Regions from separate parts of the Homo sapiens genome. Here region 2 is linked to region 1. A link is an interaction called in ENCODE POLR2A ChIA-PET data of the cell type or tissue named here. Cell type or tissue: A673. All regions are shown on one strand. Links, peaks and the distances in the headings refer to the core of each region. The heading gives the core; the rest is flanking DNA.

Region 1 (8,000 bases), core at 1-8,000:
ATTTAAAGCAAAATAAAACAGAAAACCCTGGGCCTCATAGATAAGGGTTCCTCAATTCACCCAGTATGAATTCTTTCTGCTAGAGACTCCATCAAGCAATATAACAGGAGTGAAAAAGTAAATATTCTTAGTGTTCATTAACAATGATCTTGTTTATATCTCTCTTCATTCATGTTTCCTTCTTTTAGTGTGACTTTTCAGTTATGCATTATAGATAACTCTCTATTTAAATGGATTCACTGGACTCAGGAACACTTTTAAAATGATCTAAATCAATATTAAAAAGTAGTCAGCTACCAGCTGGGCGAGGTGGCTCACACCTGTAATCCCAGCACTTTGGGAGGCCGAGGTGGGAGGATCACCTGAGGTCGGGAGTTCGAGACCAGCCTGAAAAACATGGAGAAACCCTGTCTCTACTGAAAATACAAAATTAGCCGGGCGTGGTGGTGCATGCCTGTAATCCTAGCTACTCAGGAGGCTGAGGCAAGAGAATCACTTGAACCTGGGAGGCGGAGGTTGCAGTGAGCCGAGATCATGCCACTACACTCCAGCCTGGGAAACAAGAGCGAAACTCTGTCTCAAAATAAATAAATAAATAAACAAATAAACAAACAAACAAATAATAAAATAAAATAAAATAAAGGTAGTCGGCTACCAACTTTCTAGCCCTCTTTGACTGGATGAATGCAATTCTCATTGCTCTTTTCCTTCTAATAAGATCTTTGTTCCCTTTGGTTTGGCTTTTTTTGACCTTGTACCTGAATAAATATGTTTGATAACTTGGTGGCTATCTTGGGTTGCATGGCCTGATTTTCTAGTATTTGATATTTTTCTAGTTATTTTTGAACTTTCCACAGAAGTGGTTTTCAACTAGGGGTGATTTTGCTTCCCATGGTACATTTGGCAGCGCCTGGAGACATTTTTGGTTATCACAACTGAGGGGTGGGGAGTGCTACTGGCATCTGGTGAGTAGAGGCCAGGCACACTGCTAAGCATCCTACACTGCACAGGACAGTCTCCCTCCCGCAAAAGATTATCCAGACCAAAATGCCAGTGGTGCCAAGACTGATAAACTCTGCTCTAGAGACTTATACATTTGTTCAACCTGGATGTTTAAAAAACTGACTTTACAAATAAATGTCACTGTGGTTCAGCCTGTGGATCACTTAGCTTCAGGGAGAGGTACTACTAAAGGAGATAAAACCTGCGAAATGTGAGAAATCATCTAGTCCAACTTCCTTATTTAATAGAAGTCAGAGGCCAAGGCCTAGAAAGGGGAAATACTTATGGACAATAGCTTTTACTCACAACAGGGGCTGGCAAACTATGGCACACAAGCCAAATCTTGCCTGCCACCTGTTTTTGGAAATAAAGTTTTTATTGGAAGACAGACATGCCCATTCAGTTACATACTTTTAAAATTTTAATTATTTTTTTCATTTACCTACTTTTTTAAATTAAAAAATTTTTTTTAAGACACAGGGTTTTGCTATGTTGCCCAGGTTGGCCTCCACTCTGCTGCCTCCCAAGTACCTGCGACTATGGGTGCATGCCGGCTTATTTAGATATTTTATATGGCTACCTCACGCTAAGCACACTTCTATGGCAAAGTTGAATAAACAGAGAGTGAATGATCTCCAAGCCTAAAATATTTGCTGTCTGGCCCCTTACAGAAAAAGTCTCCCAATACCTGAAGAAAAAGGAAAACGGCACAGTTGCTTCCCTTGATGTCACATCCAGAGTTCAGAGATGTTCTTCAAGCATCTCTTATTTCTCTTGATGTTCATTAATAGACCTTTTGTGCCTAAGTTTACCTGAATTTGTTGAACTAATCTTTTCTATTTTCACATGGCAGCATCATGTGAAAATTACCATTAACCACTAACACTTTAGTGTTAATACCATCTTGCCTCTTTACCCATTTTAAGGTTCAAAAGAATGTTCCTTCATTCCAGTATACCAGCATTTGATGAATAAATTCTGTTACACCTATCATGATTTAATAGACTGATCATATCTCCCTCTTTGATGAATGACTCCTAAATTTACTATATGTAACTCTATCTTTTTACCACTTTAATACTGCTGATTAGTCTGAGAGGGCTTAGGACATACACATAATGAGTTATAGGATTAACTTAATAGTTTCTTCATTTCTTACGTCAGCCTGTCTTGAAGTCTTAGCTAGTCAATTTTTAAGTCTTTCAAAAGTCTGCCATCTGACTTTTGAAAGGTAACTTTCTGACTTTTGGAGGTAACTGAGGGTTCGTATTCACTCCTATGGAGCCTCTTTTGACCTGCTTACCAATACCACACCCAATGTGCCCCCATATAACTGCTCCCTCTCCCTCCCCTACTCATGTTAGTCAAGAATAGGTCAAAACTATAGGGGTGCTGAGGTGAGGATCTACCATAACCTCAAAGATGCAAAGAACATGTCAGCATACTGGAGTTGACAGGGTCTCAAGAGAACTTCAAATCCAAAAGCTGTCACTATCTAGTTGGAGAGCCAGATATGTATAAGCAAGCAAAGGGCAGAGCCAGGGCTGGAACCCAGACTGCCCTGCCAGTGCTCTTCCATGACACTGCACTGAGAATAGTCTGGGTTGTTTTTCTCAATGCAGCCAATGCAAGGTTGAATGTTTGTTCACAGAGTAATCTATTTAACCAGTCCCCTATTTTTAAAATCAGCTCCTTAAATTGTAACCAAAAAAGGTCACCATTTTCTTGAGGTTAATATTATTTTCCTTAAAAATATTTTGATCCTAAAAAAATTATTTTTGATCCTAAAATCTTTCCTCTGGTAGCTGCTCTCAATAACTAGTTCCCTGCCCTACTCTCGCGATTAAATTCCTGAATATTTGACAATTAGTACTCCCAAGCTGGTAGATGTCAGCTCCAATATATTACTAGGTGGGGGTGTGTTAGGATGGATTCAGGAAGAGGGAATTCCAGGTAGTACAAGCCCTTTGATCCACTGTTGGGAGCATATGAACTGTGGGCAAACCTGGCACAAAAACAGAGTAAATCAAAGTTGAGGGAACCCTATGTGATCCTTCATGCCACACTGGTTTTCCTTTTGGTGGGGAAGACCCTTTGGGTGCACCTGGGAAGTAGACTCTGCTGGTCCAACCTCTAGCCCAGAAGTTCGCTCTGCAATTTATTTTCTGCCACTTCAGTGACCCTTTTCTATTGATTTTTAAAATAGGAAACTGGTTAAATAGATTAATCTATGAACAAACATTCAACCTTGCTTTGGGTGCATTCAGAAGAGAGAAATCCAAATAGTCCATTGCAATACAGTGAGACCAGACTATTCTCACAACGCAGTGTCATGGAAGAGCACTGGTAGGGCAGTCCGGGTTCTAGCCCTGGCTCTGCCCTTTGCTTGCTACGTATATCTGGCTGTCCAATTTGATTTGGCTTTTGGATTTGAAAAAAATGGTTCATTCCTCCATTTGTCCACTTGTTTCAATCCTTTCTCTGTCCACTGCCCTTTTACTACTGACTACTCCAGCTCTCTCTCATTTTCATCAATGATAAAGATGATGACAACAAAACACTGATCATATGAATCTTGTAAAAAAAAATTACAGGTTTGAATTTTGGATGATTTAGTTACTTTTGGACAAAGACCCAAAAGAGCACATTTTATTAACTGTTATGTTAATGTTTTATATGCCCAGTACTTTCTACTTAACTATGCTATTACTTAAAAGTAAAGGGGCTACTTTGTTTCTAAGGCCTCAATAAATAAAAATCTGTTTCCTTTTCACAGATGGGTTGAAATTTCTTCCAGTTTAAAGTTTCACATTTCATAGAAGAAATCCAGCTTATGAAATGCTAAGTAGGAGAGGTTAAATATAACTGTTCTTTAAAAACATAAATGTTTTTAAACCTCTACAAGGTGTTTTTTCCTTGTGGATACCATGAATGTCAAAAAGTATAGATGACTAGAATATGTAAGGAGTTTAATGTCATGACTTGGAAATATCACTAAACAAGTGATTATTAAATTTCTTCAGCCTTCCAAATAATGTGTCATTTCAACAGATATGCAAATAAAAATGAACACTCAAAACAGAAATGAGCTTTATAGGTCTAGACTGCTCAGAAAAATTTGCTCATTATCACCACAGGGCACCCAACCAGCTGGAAGCAAATTCACTGGCAAGTAACATCTGCAGAGAAACACAAGGTCTAGAAGACAGCCTAGCACAGAGTATGTGCTTGTGGTGAACTGACTACAGTAATGGCCCCAATTTTTCACATTTCCTTATATCTATTTATTGTACAGTAACTCTGGCCTTAGCCATGTGACTTGCCTTGCTTTGGCCTAGTGGACACTAGCAAGCTTGGAGTAAGCAGTTGCCCGAACTACACTTGCATGTTTCCACTTTCTCTCTTGGACTCCTGCCACCACCACGTGAACATGCCTGAGCTAGTCTGCTAAAGGGAGGGGAAAACATGGAGAAGATCTGAGCTGACTTAGCCAAGGGCTTCCTAAAGCAGGCAGCCCCAGGCTGACCTGCCATCTGATTGTAGACAGATGAGTGTGCCCAGCTGGAATCAGCTAAGCCTGGCCAGAGCAGAACTGCCTAGTAAGCCCTTAGATTTGTGAGAAATAATAAATTGTTACTGTTTTAAGCTATGGAGTTTTGGGATGGTTTACTATACAACATTATTGGGATAATAGATAGTACTCAGAATGAAAACATTCTCCACAGTACAGTAGAAAATGAGCACTTTCTCCATGCATTCCAAGAGTGTAAGACATTTACACAGAGTTTCCACGTAAAGCTGATATACTGTGTTACAAAGAACCTTGAATAATTCTGTTCTCCAGAGTGGGAAAAAGTCTATAAAATTTTTCTATCTATAAAAGTACTGACTGTAGCACTTTGTTACAGGCAACAGCTTTCTGCTCATCCTTTAAGTCTTACCTGCTCTGTGAAAGACTTCCCCATTTCCCTAGGCAGGGTTTTTTCCTCCAGGCTCCAATACATTCTAGCAATGTACTTGTCTCACTGTATTGTAATGGACTATTTGGATTTCTCTCTTCCCATGGACTATGAGCTTCTTGCAGACTAAATCCTTTCATTTTTGTACCCTGAGAACAATGCCTGATACATATTAAATATATTGGTTCAGTGTGTATCAGTTCAATGAATGTTAAGTGAATGAATGACAGAGACAAAGATAATTATATGAACTCTGTCCCAGGAACTCAGGGATTAGTTTAAAAAGAGACATGTAAACATAGTTATGCTATAGAGCGACAAATGCTATAATAAAGCATGCAAAGGGCTTGGAAGTAGTGATCAATTTTATGTGTGTGGAGAGAAGATGAATGGGCAGGAAAGGCTTTAAAGTGGTACCATTTAAACCAGGATTTAAGGCAAAGGTTACTCTAGTTCAATAGAGGTAATGATGTTCTGGAACCAGCTTTTTTTGTGGGGGGTGGTTGTGGAGAAAATCTGGATTTGCAGTATTTGCTGATGTTCACGCTGCAAATACCTCCACCCATGGCTGATTTTAAGTTACAAGCTGGCTTGCAAAATCCCTGAATATTTAACAAGCAGTACTCCCTAGCTGGTAGGGAGCTGGTATTGCCAGCTCCAATATACTATACTTTTTGTTCCAAGATTCAGAAGAAGGAATTCCAGGTGGAACAAACAATTTGTACAACTACAACTAACAAATAAAACAACAGGGTCAATCTGGGAAACTATAAGTAGCATGCTGCTTAAATGTAACAGAGAGAAGAACCAGGAGCTAGACTGAGAAAAGCTTGGGATACTGGGCTGAGGAGCATGAGCTGTGTTCTACAGGGAAGCAACTGAAGGGTTTAAGGAAGGTAGTGACATGGATCAAATTTGGTCTTTAAAGAGATTAATCTAGAAGTGGATATAGTAGATAAGAGGAGAAATTAGACACAGGAAAACTAGTTTGGCAGCTATTATAGGTATCCAGAAAAGTGGCAGAAAGACCTAAGCTAAGGCAATACCTGAGGATCTGAAAGGGAGACTGATTTAAGGTACATTTAGAAGGCAACTCTTTAGGCTTGAGAGACAGTAATTTGCAGGAGGTGATGAGAAAGAGGAAAGAGTAGACAATACCTCTCAGGCATTTAAGTTGATGTGCCTGGAAGGATCATATTGGTACAACCAAACAAGAAATGCAAGAAAAATCATAAGTTTTGTTTTGGGATGGATGTGTGTGTGTGTGTGTGTGTGTGTGTGTGTGTGTGTCTGTGTGTGTCTGTGTGTGTCTGTGTGTTGCTGTTTAGGGGTGGAAGGGAGGGAAGGGGAGGCAGAAAAGGTAGAGAAAGTAATAATCAATTTGGTTGATTTAAAATCAATCAATTTTGGTTTGATTGTTTGTTGTTCCAAGGGAACATCAAAAGTACATGTATCCAATAGTGTTCAGGAGCTCAAAAAAAAAAAGGTTAGCAATGAAGATTCTGAAGTTGTCAGCATATAAGAACAATTAAATCTATGGGAGATGAGATTGCTTAAGGGGAAAACCTTGGCCACTTAAGATGAGACCAGGTCGCAATCTAATCTGATTTGATCAAATTCCCTTTTGGAATCATCTCGTTCAGGTGACTTCTGAGAAGAATGAACTGGAAAAGGAAATACACTAGCAGCAAGGAGACTAAATAGGAGTTACTCCCTTCCCCCAACTACAAAACAAATACGACAAACCAAAACAACATACAAAGTTTAATACTATCTTAAGCCAGTACTGCAGGACCTAATAGGTTTCGCTCTTTTTGGAGCTCATCAGCTGCAGGTAACGGCTCAAATCTACTGTGATACAGTATACCGGTACAGCATTTTACCATTTATAAAGCCTCTCATTCATAGTCTTCTATTTACTATATCCTGGCAATTCTTGAAGTTGCCTCAGCATAAACTAAAAGATGCTTTACTTTTAGGTCCTGAGGGCTTTGCTGGGGCAAAGTATCACACGATTCCTTTTGTTAAAATCCCTAAAAGCTGACTGGGCAAGGAACAAAACTGTCCATAGCCTAGGCTGTGATCTGCCACAACTAGATGGTCTCCTCTATTCTTAGAACCACTGCAGTACAGATCCAATCACACTGAAGCTTAGGAGGCTTCTAGCTGTCCAGAGAATCCTGTTGGTCCTGATATCCCTGCTCCTCTTATCTCTAAATTGGGCTAATTTTTCATCCCTTTTCCTTTATGCTTCTGGTAGTAAATCTAGAACCAAAGTTAATTTGAAAGAAAAAGAAACAAAATAAAATTAATAGATACACAGAAATCTTTAAGCAGAACATTTTATTGTGACATTTCCTGAGGAAACAGTATACAGTCTGGGTAGACATACATAAATATACACCAAACACTGGCATCCAGGGGCAGAACAAAGGGTATAGTAAACTACCATTTGTGGTAAAGGAGGGTAGAGGAGGACTATACATATATATATTTACTTTTATATGCAGAAAATATCTCAAATATCTCTAGTAACTTTAGGAACTGGATGGCTGTGGGAAACATAATTCATTGTATACCATTTTGAATTTTGAACAATGTGAAAATCCCAAAATTAAAATTTAACACATACCTGCACCATTCTATACATTTAGCTGTGTACTGATAGGTGGGACTAACAGAAGACAGAATCCTCAACAGTCTTAATTTTAGCATTCTCACAGAACCAGAGCCCCATGGCAGAACAATATTTTAGTTGTATTGGCAACTGTTTAGTTTAAAACTTAACTGCCTTAAGACTAAAAAAAAGTTAGTCCTCACAAAAATACCCCCTACTAACTTTCCTTCATAGTTTCTCACCTTCCTTAATGATATAACATCAAAAAAGTGTATTGAAGAAAGCTAGCAAAGAAAGGAGAGACATGAAAATGACATTTCTGAAAATATAAAGAAAAGCTTAGAGAAGAATCTGTGAAAGAAGGAAGAAACAAGTAAAAAAATATAAAACGTATGATGGCAAATTTGTAGCATTGTACTTCA
Region 2 (12,917 bases), core at 2,753-10,752, 79 kb before region 1:
TCTTTTCTTTTTTTTTTGAGACGAGTCTCACCCTGTCACCCAGGCTGGAGTGCAGTGTCATGATCTCAGCTCACTGCAACCTCCACCTCCTTGGTTTAAGTGATCCTCCCACCTCAGCCTCCCAAGTAGCTGGGACTACAGGTGTGTGCCACCATGCCCAGCTATTTTTTTGTATTTTTAGTAGAGACAAGGTTTCACCATGTTGTCCAGGCTGGTGTTGAACTCCTGACCTCAGGTGCTCTGCCCACCTCGGCCTCCCAAACTGCTGAGATTACAGGCGTGAGCCTCATTTTCTACTTAGTATTCAGAGTGACCATTCTGAGATATAAATCATATCTATTTACTTCCCTGCTTAACAATCCTTCACTCGCTCCCCAATGCACTTAGAATGAAAGTGAATCCTTTGGTGCAGTGGCCTCCTCTCCATTCCTTGAACACACCAGAGTATGTCCCACCTCAGAACCCTTGCACATTTTTTTTCTTCTGTTTTCCTTCTTTCTTCTTCTCTTTTTTCTTCTCTCCCTCCTTCCCTTCCTCTTCTCTTTTTCTCTTCTCTTCCCTTCTTTCTGACAGGATCTCTGTCACCTAGGCTGGATGGAGTTCAGTGGCATGATCATAGCTTACTTCAGCTTCCACCTCCAGGGCTCAGGAGACCCTCCCACCTCAGCTTCCTGAGTAGCTGGGACCACAGGCACATGCCGCCACTGCCGAATCATTTTTCAAAAAGTATTTGTAAGGCCGGGCGCCGTGACTCACGCCTGCAATGCCAGCACTTCGAGAGGCCGAGGTGGGCGGATCATCTTAGGTTGGGAGTTGGAGACCAGCCTGACCAACATGGAGAAACCCCATCTCTACTAAAAATACAAAATTAGCCGGGCATGGTGGTGCATGCCTGTAATCCCAGCTAATCGGGAAGGCTGAGGCAGGAGAATTGCCTCGGTTTCCCAAAGTGCTGAGATTACAGGTATGATCCACCATGCCTGGCCAAGACACCCTTCTGATGACCAACAGCTTCTTGTCCCTTGGTCTTAGCCTAAATATCATTTGTTCAAAGAAGTCGTTTGCAAACACCCTTTTATTTATTTATTTATTTTTGAGACGGAGTCTCACCGTTGCCCAGACTGGAGTACAGTAGCGTGATCTCGGCTCACTGCAGCCTCCACCTCCCATGTTCAAGCAATTCTCCTGCCTCAGCCTTCCAAGTAGCTGGGATTACAGGTGCACGCCACTATGCCCGGCTAATTGTTGTATTTTTAGTAGAGATGGGTTTCACCATACTGGTCAGGCTGGTCTTGAACTCCTGACCTCAGGTGATTCACTCGCCTTGGCCCAGCCAAGTATTGGGATTACAGGTGTGAGCCACCATGCCCAGCCTGTAAACACCCTTTTATTTACCGACCATCTCCCTCCCAAGATATTCTTACCACACCATTTTTTCCCCTATGTACCATTCTTCCCATTTGTGTGATGCATTTGCTTGATTACTTGGTTACTGTTTGGCTCCTTCACCAGGCTATGTGTCCATATGGGCAGAGGCCAAGTTTGTTTTAATCACCAAAATGCACCCAGTACCTTGGCATAGCCTGGCACATGAAAAGTGTAAAATAAATGTTTGAAAGAATGAGTGGAACTGATGAATAAAAGTAATATAGAAGATCCATCTTGGACTCCAGTTCTGCCTTCACTAGAAGTGCAGCATTCTATGTTTTGAGCTTTTTGAGACTTCGACACATTACAGCCTCGTTCAAATCCTTCTGCTCTGAGCCAAACATCTCAGTTCCTTTTCAAGCTACTGCTCCACCCTCCAGACACCACTAGGTCTTGCTGAGGCCTCTTAGCATCAGTCTCCCATTTCTCAGGCTTCCTGTCCTTCACTCGCTTGTCCTTTCAAGCTACGAATATAGCTTAGCTTCCAAATCTCCTCCCATTTGGGAGTCAAAGAGTTGATGCTGTAATGCATTCTTTGCTCAACGATCATAAATTCTTTTTTTTTTGAGACAGAGTCTCTCTCTGTTGTCTAGGCTGGAGTGCAGTGGCGCGATCGTAGCTCACTGCAACCTCTGCCTCCTGTGTTCAAGTGATTCTCATGCCTCAGCCTCCTGAGTAGCTGGGACTACAGGTGAGCACCATCACGCCCAGCTAATTTTTGTATCTTTAGTAGAGATGGGGTTTCACCATGTTGGCCAGGCTGGTCTCAAACTCCTGACCTCAAGTGATCTGCCTGCCTCAGCCTCCCAAAGTGTTGGGATTACGGGCGTGAGCCACCATGCCTGGCCTAAATTCTTATTTCTTGGGGAGTAGAGGCAGATGTTCATCCCTTCCATCTTTATGGTTTAGCATTTACAGAGATCAATGAGACATTTATTTTCTGTGTCACAGGATGGCATTCATTTGCTAAAGCAACACTGAAGAGATTGTTCCCTCCTAAATATCTGGCTTATGATTGGGCAAGCTATGTGAGGGCACGTGCCACATCTGTTTTATTGATCACCATATACCTAGTGTTTAGCACTGGGCCTGGCACATAGTAGATGCTCAATAAACATTTGATGAGGAAAGGAAGAAACGGAGGGAGGGAGGAGGAAAGTCATGATCAGAGTATCTAAGATTCCCATAGGGTGGTTAAGAAAGAAAAAAGGGCAACCACTTCACACTCAGCAGGATGGTTACTATGAAAAACAGAAACAAAAATAATAGAACATAACAAGTTTTGGCAAGGAAGTGGAGAAATTGGAACTTCTGTGCACTGCTGATGGGAATGTAAAATGGCACAGCTGCTCTGGAAGACAGTATGGCAGTTCCTCAAAAAATTAAACAGAATTGCAATGACTCAGCAATTCCACTTCTAGGTATATACCCAAAAGTACTGAAAGCAGGGATTCAGATATTTATACGCCCATGCTCCTAGCAGAGAGGTTGAAAGATTGGCCCAAAGTCACATAGCCCGGTCGGGCGCAGTGGCTCACGCCTGTAATCCCAGCACTTTGGGAGGTTGAGGTGGGCGGATCACTTGAGGTCAGGAGTTCAAGACCACCCTGGCCAATGTGATGAAACCCCGTCTCTACTAAAAATAGAAAAATTAGCCAGGTGTGGTGGCACACGCCTGTAATCCTAGCTACTGGGGAGGCTGAGGAAAGAGAATTGCTTGAACCTGGGAGGCAGAGGTTGCAATGAGCCGAGACTGTGCCATTGCACTCCAGCCTGGGTAACAGAGTGAGACTCCATCTCGAAAAAACAAAAAACAAAAAAAAAACCCACAAAGACACACAGCCCAAGTGTCCATCAACAAGTGAAAGGATAAGCAAAATGTGGGAGATATATATGTATATATGTGTATATATATATGTGTGTGTGTGTGTGTGTGTGTGTGTGTGTTTAACAGATATTATTCAGCTTTAAAAAGAAATTCTGAGGCCGGGCGTAGTGGCTCATGCCTGTAATCCTAGCACTTTGGGAAGCTAAGGCGGGTGGATCACCTGGGGTCAGGAGTTTGAGACTAGCCGGGCCAATGTGGTGAAACCCCGTCTCTACTAAAAATATAAAAATTAGCTGGTCATGGTGGTGGGTGCCTGTAACCCCAGCTACTTGGGAGGCTGAGGCAGGAGAGTCGCTTGAACCTGGGAGGCAGAGGTTGCAGTGAGCCAAGACTACACCACTGCACTCCAGCCTGGGCGACAGAATGAGACTCCATCTCAAAAAAATAAAAAATAAAAAAATAAAAATAAAAAAGAGACTGGGTGTGGTGGATCATGCCTGTATTCTCAGCACTTTGAGAGGCCAAGGTGGGCAGATCAAGAGGTCAGGAGTTCGAGACCAGCCTGGCCAACATAGTGAAACCCCATCTCTACTAAAAATACAAAAAAAAAAAAAAAAAATTAGCTGGGCATGATGGCGGGTGCCTATAATCCCAGCTACTCAGGAGGCTGAGGCAGGAGAATCGCTTGAACTCGGGAGGCAGAGGTTACAGTGAGCCAAGATCACGCCATTGCACTCCAGCCCGGGCAACAGTGTGAGACTCCGTCTCAAATAAAATATAATAAAATAAAATAAATTAAAATAAAAAGGAATTCTGACACGTGCTCTAATAAGGGTAAACCTTGAAAACATGATGCTAAGTGAAATAAGCCAGACACAAATGGGCAAATATTGTATGATTCCATTTATATGAGGTAGCTAGAATAGTTAAAACCAAAAGTAGAACAATGGTTGGGGTGGGGTGGAGATGGTTTCAGGATGAAACTGTTCCACCTCAGATCATCAGGCATTAGATTTTCATAAGGAGCATGCAACCTAGATCCCTTGCGTGAGGAATTCATAATAGGGTTCATGCTCCTATGAGAATCTAACGCCACTGCTGATCTGACAGGAGGCGGAGCTCAGGCAGTAATCTTACTCACCCAGGCTCACCTCCTGCTGTGCGGCCCAGTTCTTAACAGGCCATGGGCCCATACAGGTCCACTGCCCAGGAGTTGGGGTCCCCTGGTCTAAGGGGTACTGAGTTTTAATCTGTGAAGATGAAAAGAATTCTAGAGATGGATGGTGGCGATGATTGCATAACAGTGTAAATGTGTTTAATCCCACTGAACTGTATACCTAAAATGGTTAAAATGGTAAATTTTCAGTTATATGTGCTTTACTACAATTTCTTTTTTTTTTTTTTTTTTTTTTTTTTTAGACATGGCTTCACTCTGTTGTCCAGGCTGGAGTGCCGTGGTGCAATCATGGTTCACTGCAACCTCCAACTCCTTGACTCAAGCAATCCTCCCACGTCAGCCTCCTGTAACCAGGACCACAGGCACGTGCCACTACACCCAGCTAGTTTTTTAATTTTTTAATTTTTTAATTTTTTGAGATGGAGTCTTGCTCTGTCACCCAGGCTGGAGTGCAGTGGTGCAATCTTGGCTTACTGAAACCTTCGCCTCCCAGATTCAAGCGATTGTTGTGCCTCAGCCTCCCAAGTAGCTGGGATTACAGGCGTGCGCCACCATGCCTGGCTAATTTTTGTATTTTTAGTAGAGATAAGGTTTCACCATGTTGGCCAGGCTGGTCTCGAACTCCCAACCTCAGGTGATCCGCCCACCTCAGCCTCCCAAAGTGCTGGGATTACAGGTGTGAGCTGCCGTGCCCAGCCTAGTTTTTAATTGTTTTTGTAGAGATGGGGTCTTGCCATGTTGTCCAGGCTGGTCTGGAGCTCCTGGATGAAGGGATCCTCTTGCCTTGGCCTCCCAAAGTACTGGAGTTACAGGAATAAGCCACCACACCCAGCCTATTTTACTAAAAAATTAAAAAAAGAAAGTAGGAGAGAGAGGAAGAGACTGGTGTACACACTCTTCTAGTTCTTTAGGGAAGAGACAAAGTCGGTCCTTCCCATTGCATCCTGTGTATGGTAAGGACTGAAATAAATGTTTGTAGATTAAATTCTATTTTTTCTCCTGTAGTTAAACTCCATTTAAAACTTTTTTTTTTTGAGACAGTCTCACTCTGTTGCCCAGCCTGGAGTGCAGTGGCACGATCTCATGTCACTGCAACCTCCGCCTCCTGGGTTCAAGTGATTCTCCTGCCTCAGCCTCCTGAGTAGCTGGGATTACAGATGCACGCCACCACATCCGGCTAATTTTTGTATTTTTGGTAAAGACAGGATTCACCATATTGGCCAGGGTGGTCTCGAACTCCTGACCTCAAGTGATCCACCCGCCTTGGCCTCCCAAAGTGCTGGGATTACAGGCATGAGCCACCACGCCCAGCCATTTAAAACATTTTAAAACTTAGCTATAATTTATTTCTTTGTCTACATTGACAGAGGACTGAAAGTTACTAAATTGTTTATGAAAATAATCAAATATAAAAACGAATCCATATAGTTGACATGATACAATTGAAGCAAGAATGAAAAGAAAACAAACCCTAAGTACAATTATGCATATTTGCCACTAACTTTAAACTTGTATTAACTGCTGTTTAATAAACTCTGGTTTCCACCCAGAATAGAGGATAAAGACTGTTTGCCTATTTGCCCTTGGTTCTTAATACGTTTGGGTCACAGCTCCAGGCTCTCGGCAGCCTGGTGTCCCTACTTCTACAGGCCGTTTCCAAAGGCTCAAGTCCTTTCTCACACTAGCCTGCTCTCACAGGAGACCACATGCTTGGGCCATCGACCCTCCCACTCTCTGTCTCCCAGAAAAGGAAGAAGCTGCCATTTATCCACTGGTTGCCAAGAAAATAATTAGACACAAAGTGCACATGAGCAGCACGAGTGCCTGTGGCAGCCTTTTCCAAGCTGATGAGGCTGAGCAATCTTTCTTCTCGCGGGGGAGGTTTCTGTCTGCACAGAGGGAATTAAGCTATGGGTATTCAGAGATGAATTAAATGACACAACTTCCTTAGCAACCATCAAATACACACTGGTTTCTAACTCTAGTCCACTAACGAAGGTTCCTTTTTCTTTTTCCTAAAGGGATGACATCCTCTTTCCTGCTGTGAATCAAACTCCCTAGAATATATCTTTGAAAAACACACCAAATATGTCACAGTATATCCTCGCAAGGGAATAATGTGCAGAGGTAAGAAAGAATGAGCGAGCACTATTTGTATGCTGTGGCACAATCTCTGACAAGCATAAAACAGGTCATACGCTCTGACACCAGCGTGCGGAAAAGGGAAAAGAGAACATTTATACACACATGCTGGTGTAAGCACAGGACACCTCCGGAATGATTCACAGGAAATTGGTATCTCTCGTTGTCTCTTGGGCAGGAAAGTGCTAGGGGTCAGGGCTGGAAAGAAAACTTTTCACCTTCGATAGCTCTCAGTGTTCATATCATATAAAAATATTATTCATCAGGAGGCTAAGGTGGGAGAATCGCGTGAACCTGGAAGGTGGAGGTTGCAGTGAGCCGAGATTGTGCCACTGCACTCAGCCGGGGCAACGGAGTGAGACTCGGTCTCAAAGGGGGGGGGAAAAGATATATATATATAATATATAATATATAATATATAATATATAATATGATAAGACATTGTTTCTCTTCACTCAGCACACAGCGGTGACTGACCAGCATCCTTCATCACAAGATGCTGGCCTGGCCTGGGTGGGGCTGGGGGTGGGGATGGATTACAGGGTATTTCTTCCTATTTTGTTTTTGTTTTTGTTTTTTTTGGAGACAGTCTCACTCCTCTGTCACCCAGGCTGGAGTGCAGTGGCGAGATCTTGGCTCACCACAACCTCCGCCTCCAGGGTTCAAGCAGTTCTTGTGTCTTAGCATCCCGAGCAGCTGAGATTACAGGCACGCATCACCACACCCGGCTAATTTTTGTATTTTTAGTAGAGACGGGGTTTCACCATGTTGGCCAGGCTGATCTTGAACTCCTGACCTCAAGTGATCTGCCTGCCTCGGCTTCACAAAGTACAGGGATTACAGGTGTGAGCCACCGCACCTGGCCAAAGGGTATTTCAAAGGCTCTTTCACCTACAACAAGGACTCAGGTCAGGGAATCCATGAACAGAGATGCAGCAAGGAGGAGTTGCAGACAGGGTCTGGGGGAGGCTGAGGCAGGATGGGCATGAAGATCTTTAAGGGTCCTGCAAGCCCCCATTATGACACCACCCAAAATCTCACTCCTGTCTTAGGATCAGGCTCTGGCTGCCCCCAGGCACTGCCTGTTGGTATCTGGAATAGCACAAGGGCTGGCCGCTCTGGGATTTTCCTCTTTAGGGGTGGGGACAGTAGGGCAATGAGTGAAACGAGTAGTCAGTGATCATGGAAAGTTGGGCTCTGACTCTTGTGAGATTCCTGTTTTGGAGTGGGAGTGCTGGAAAAAGCATCAGATCAGGGACGGAAGGCATGAGAAAGGCTGCTTCCCTTTTCTAGGCCTCAGTTTCTTCCTCTTCAAAATGGGTAGAATAAAGCCCTACTTTCTTTTTTTTTTTTTTTTTTTTGAGACAGAGTCTCGCCCTTGTTGCCCAGGCTGGAGTGGGCGATCTCCGCTCACGGCAACCTCTGCCTCCCAGATTCAAGTGATTCTCCTGCTTCAGCCTCCTGAGTAGCTGGGATTACAGACACCTGTCACCACACCTGGCTTTTTTTTTTTTTTTTTTTTTTTTTTTTTGCACTTTCAGTAGAGACAGGATTTCACCATGTTGGCCAGGCCTGTCTTGCTCTTGACCTCAAGTGATTCGCCTGCCTTGGCCTCCCAAAGTTTTGGGATGACAGGCATGAGCTACTGCGCCTGGCCAAACCCTACTTTCAAATGGTATCCTGATGCTTACGTGGCAGTGGAGGCACCTTTTTTTTTTTTTTTTTTTTTTTTTGAGACAGAGTTTTGCTCTTATTGCCCAGGCTGGAGTGCAAAGGCATGATCTCGGCTCACTGCAACCTCCACCTCCCGGGTTCAAGTGATTCTCCTGCCTCAGCCTCCCGAGTAGCTGGGATTACAGGCATGCACCATCATGCCCAGCTAATTTTTGTATTTTTAGTAGAGACGGGGTTTCACCATGTTGGCCGGGCTAATCTTGAACTCCTGACCTCAGGTGATCCACCCACCTCGGCCTCCCAAAGTGCTAGGATTACAGGTGTGAGCCACCGCACCCAGCCCATGGAGGCACTTTCTAATTACCACGTGGTGCGCACACACACACGCAGAGTGCTAGTTAATAACTTGCTCGGACACATGTCCGATTGCTGAAGAATCTTGCTCATGGGAAAAGCAAATCCAGAAGCTATGAAATAAGAAGTCTTCTGGACACCATCTCTATTAAAAGAAGACAAGGTCCTGCCTACACATCCTTAATCAATAGCAGGAGCTTGTTACTGCTCCCTCCCCACACCCTTAGGTATCCTTGCCCCAGAATCACCTATTCACACTCAAAGCCCTGCCAGCCCAGCCTGGAGTCCTGCAGGGGTTAATGGAGAGGAGGAATGCCTCAGCAGATGCTTCTGCCTCTGCCCCAGAGTCCCAGGAACAATGCAATGCAACATGGTTGCAGAAACCCCCACCCAGAAGGGCGGGCAGCAAACCACAGGAAACGGTGACTGGCGCTGAGAACGTGTCACTTCCTGCTTCTGGAGCACCCCTCTAGAGGGTGGAAGGCCGCAAGGCTCTACTTGTGGGTGGAACAGGTGGGGTAGGAGGAACGAGGTGGGCAGAGAGTCCCTTTTTCTGTTTTCCTGGCACCTTCTGGTCAGAGAAACTCCCACCCACTTCTAACACCATCCTGGGCCCCAGACGCCTGAGTCGGTTTTGAGGAAAGACAAGGAGCCTGGTGAGCCCAGCAAAAGGCAGGGGGAGCCCAGGGCACAGGGCGGCTGCCCAGAGGGACCCCGGGGCACAGGGTGGCCACCCGGAGCTTTCGTCAAGGGAAGCCTTTGAGAAGGGAACATGGACCCACAGAAGGTTCCTCCCTGCACTTGAGTCACCGGCTCTCAGGATATCCCTTAGAAGCCACCTTCTCCCTCTCCCCTGGGAAGAGGGGACAGGAATTGACTCAAGTCCACACAGCAAAGGGTGCCAGAGCTAAGACTAGATCCAGGTTCTCTGCACCCCAAGCTCCTGAACTGCAAACTAGTGCAGAAAGGGGAAGGGAGAAAGCCAGGGAGGCCGCAAGGGTGGGGAAGGGTGTGGGGTGTGGAAGGAGGAGTGCCAGCAGCTTGAGCCTTCTCCTGATGGCCCCAGGGAGCCATGGCAGTTGGATCAGGAGAGCACCAGGGGCAGGGACAATTTTAGAAGTATTGAGGCTGCTGGAGAGCAGGATGGATTGCAGAAAACAAGACTAGACACAGGGTGACCAGTTCAGGAATGAAGCTCCATGCAGCTTTGGAAATCCAGTCTCCTATGACACACTCCATGAATGGGAAGAGCTCTGAGCTGGTGGGGCAGGATTCACCAGCTGGTGGCCCTCAGAGGGAGCAGAGCATGTAGCATGGGGAAGCTGGGGATGTAATGCGGAAAGGAGAGCTTTGGTCTGTGGTCAAGGTCAAGCCAGAGAAATATGGAAGAGATTAAACAGGAAGGAAAGGATTGATTTTTTTAGAGGGCTGGTTCCTCCCTGAAGTCAGACACCCAACCTGCATTGCTGCCCAGGGCCAGGCCACTGGTGAGACCCTGCCACTCACCAGTCCCCGAGGTGAAGCCAGGCTGCTGGAAGTTATAGTTCTTGATTTCACTGTACCATCTATCAGCCACCTCCTTTCCTGTGTGGAAATGACATTGTTCTAAAACTCAGCCACAAAATCCACCCACTCCCTATTCCCTGCATTTTCTCCCATCAGCCCCAAGCCACCAATGCGGCAATTAGACATCTGAGAAAGCCCCAGTCAGCTGACACATCCTGGACGCTGCTTTGCAGACTCAGGGACTCCTGCCCATGAGCATGGCCAGGCTGAAGAGTGGGCCTTCTGGGGGGCTGGGAAGAGCACTGGCCTGGGGTCAGGGAATCTGCACCTATCCCCCACAACCCATACACACTGACTTGCTGTGTAATCCTGGGCAAAGCCTTCCCTCTCTGGGCCTCTGTACAATGAAAAGGTTGAATGCAATGTACTGCAAGGGCCTTCTGATGATGCTCCGAGTTTCTAGGAGACTATACTGTCATCTCACCCCATTTGCAGCTCTTGAAACATCCATATTTGGAAAGACAATCAGGCTGGTAAGCCACGGATCTCCACTGTGGGCAGGAGGGACCTCACCTGGGGCATCCACTGTCCCCACACGTGTTGATATGGGCAGGCGTTTCCCTGGGAGCTGCTGCTCTCCGGGCCAGAGCCAGGAGCGGGGACCTCAGAGCAGTCAGTCTCAAATGTGTGCAAGAATCTTGTTAATGGGCAGATTCTGATTCAGTAGGTCTACAGAGGGACCTAGGATTCTGCATTTCTGCTTCCAGATGCTACTGCTGATCCATGTTCCACACATCAGCCTCACCTGGAGAGCATTTAACAAATACTAATGCCTGGGTCCTTCCTCAGACCAACTGTGTCTGTCTCTGGAGGAGAGACTCAGGCATTTTTTGTTTGTTTGTTTGGTTTGTTTTGTTTTCTGAGACGGAGTTTCGCTCTTGTTGCCCAAGCTGCAGTGCAATGGCGCGATCTCAGCTCACGGCAACCTCCACCTCCCAGGTTCAAGCGATTCTCCTGCCTCAGCCTCCCGAGTAGCTGGGATCACAGGCATGTGCCACCACGCCTGGCTAATTTTTCTATTTTTAGTACAGATGGGGTTTCTCCATGTTGGTCATTCTGGTCTCAAACTCCTGACCTCAGGTGATCCACCCACCTCGGCCTCCCAAAGTGCTGGGATTGCAGGCGTGAGCTACTGTGCCCAGCCTGGTATTTTTTTAAAGCTCCACAAAAGATTCCAATGTGCGACCAGAGTAGGGAAGCACTGTCTCAGAGACCACCTACCCAACCCCCTCTCTGTAGAGATGGGAAACTGGGGGCAGAGGAGGGAGGGACCTGCTCAAGGCTCCCGAGGGAGGCTGTGCGAGGCTGGAATGGACCATGTCTCCTGAACCTATGCCCTTCTCCCGGGGCCCATCGAGGGCCACAGCCTGGACTTGGGAAGGAGCCTGCAGGGTGAGGGCAAGGCCTTGGAGGGAGGGGTGGGTAGGGGGTTCCCCAGGAGTTCACACATGCCTCCCAGTGGGGGTGCCAAGGACCACGTTGCACAGGAGCCCTGGCTTAGGCTGTGCTGGGGAAACCAAGAGGACTTGGGGGATCTCCCAGGAATGTGAGGCTGGGGAGGGAGTGAGTCATTCTCCCACTGGTGTTTGGAGAAAGCTTCAGAGATCCAGACAGCTCTCCAATATTCTTCCTAAAAAGCCACATCAGGGCTGTCAGGGCCAGAGGGCCAGGAAGCTCAAGAATGTCTGGGCAGCATGGTGGGATCATTCCAGATCGAGACCTTGCATGGAGACATTGTCTTTTCCATTATTATTTTTTTTTCCAAAATGGAAAAAGCTCTATTGCTTTTCTCCTATTATAAAAGTAATACACCAGCACTACTGGTAGTGTATCACCAGTACGGTAAGAAAGTAAAATTTCTCGGGAAGAAAATAACATTTCTCAGTAGCTGGGGATGCTCTGGTGGACACAGAATCAGGCTGAGATTCTGTACAAAAGCGGTCTGTCTCCCCAACCCCCACTCCTCGGCCTGGGAGCTTCTCCGAAAGTGGGGGCCTGGTCAGTCTGACTCATCTCTGTGTCCCTGGCACCCAGCACAGGCCTGGCACTGAGCCAGCCATCAGAGACCTTGTGGTGAACTGAAGTCAGCCTGGGAGCAGATTCAGAGAGCTCTGGTTTTTCTTTCCTTTCCTGGGCCTGTGGCTACACCACGAGGGTGCTGGGGCCAGGAGGCATTTCAGGAGGACTTGTCCTTCTTCCAGCTCCCGCAGAGAGGAGAGGAGCTGAAAATGCGACCCACCTGTCTGATCATAGGATGCCCATGCAAGGTTCTCCCCACACTGGCCACGGCTGGACTCCGGGCTGTGCTTGAGGATCCTCGTGCTGGCCAGGGCCTCAGAATACCTGCAGAGTTCACAGCGCCTCCTCAGAGCAGGTGCAGTTCAGGGAACCCCCAAAGTATGTGCCCCAAGCTAGTGTGGCTGAGCTTCCTTCCCTGCCCCGGGCTCACAGAGGAGCACCACTCTTGCATGATTTCTGAGCCTCCCAGCAGTCCCATTCCACAGAGGAACAAGTCGAGGCTCAGGGGAACTAAAAGGACCTGCCCAGGTGAGTGAGAGAGTGGTTATTCAAGTGTGGTTATATCTGATCCCAAAACCCGGTCCCCAAAACCATGCAGGGCCCCCCAACGTTTTTTTTTTTTTGAGATGTTGTCTCACTCTGTCACCCAGGCTGGAGTGCAGTGGCGCAATCTTGGTTCACTGCAACCTCCACCTCCCGGGTTCAAGCAATTCTCCTGCCTCAGCCTCT

The links. ChIA-PET counts read pairs that join two places held together with the same protein. Peaks named below come from ENCODE experiments on the same cell type or tissue, not always from the same donor. Only the 100,000 strongest peaks of a DNase experiment are listed, where the experiment ranks them.
Region 2: POLR2A ChIA-PET joins it to region 1 with 10 read pairs; 7 of 35 experiments call an interaction of 5 or more read pairs at or near these places.

The regions. Positions count from the first base shown.
Region 1 is chr9:36,071,493-36,079,492 of GRCh38, reverse strand. All of the region lies in intron 6 of RECK (reversion inducing cysteine rich protein with kazal motifs), which reads right to left. Among named protein-coding and RNA genes, the nearest start is that of RECK, 39 kb to the right of the region's middle. In A673, for the core only: no CTCF peak of the experiment used is centred there; DNase peaks (open chromatin) are centred at 4,152 and 4,422.
Region 2 is chr9:36,148,142-36,161,058 of GRCh38, reverse strand. It overlaps GLIPR2 (GLI pathogenesis related 2), which reads right to left. Exons shown (of 5, transcript NM_022343.4): 3 at 12,409-12,512; 4 at 10,110-10,187. Among named protein-coding and RNA genes, the nearest start is that of CCIN, 15 kb to the left of the region's middle. RefSeq lists enhancers at 12,084-12,163, 12,504-12,553. In A673, for the core only: no CTCF peak of the experiment used is centred there; a DNase peak (open chromatin) is centred at 6,308; H3K27ac peaks cover 347 bases.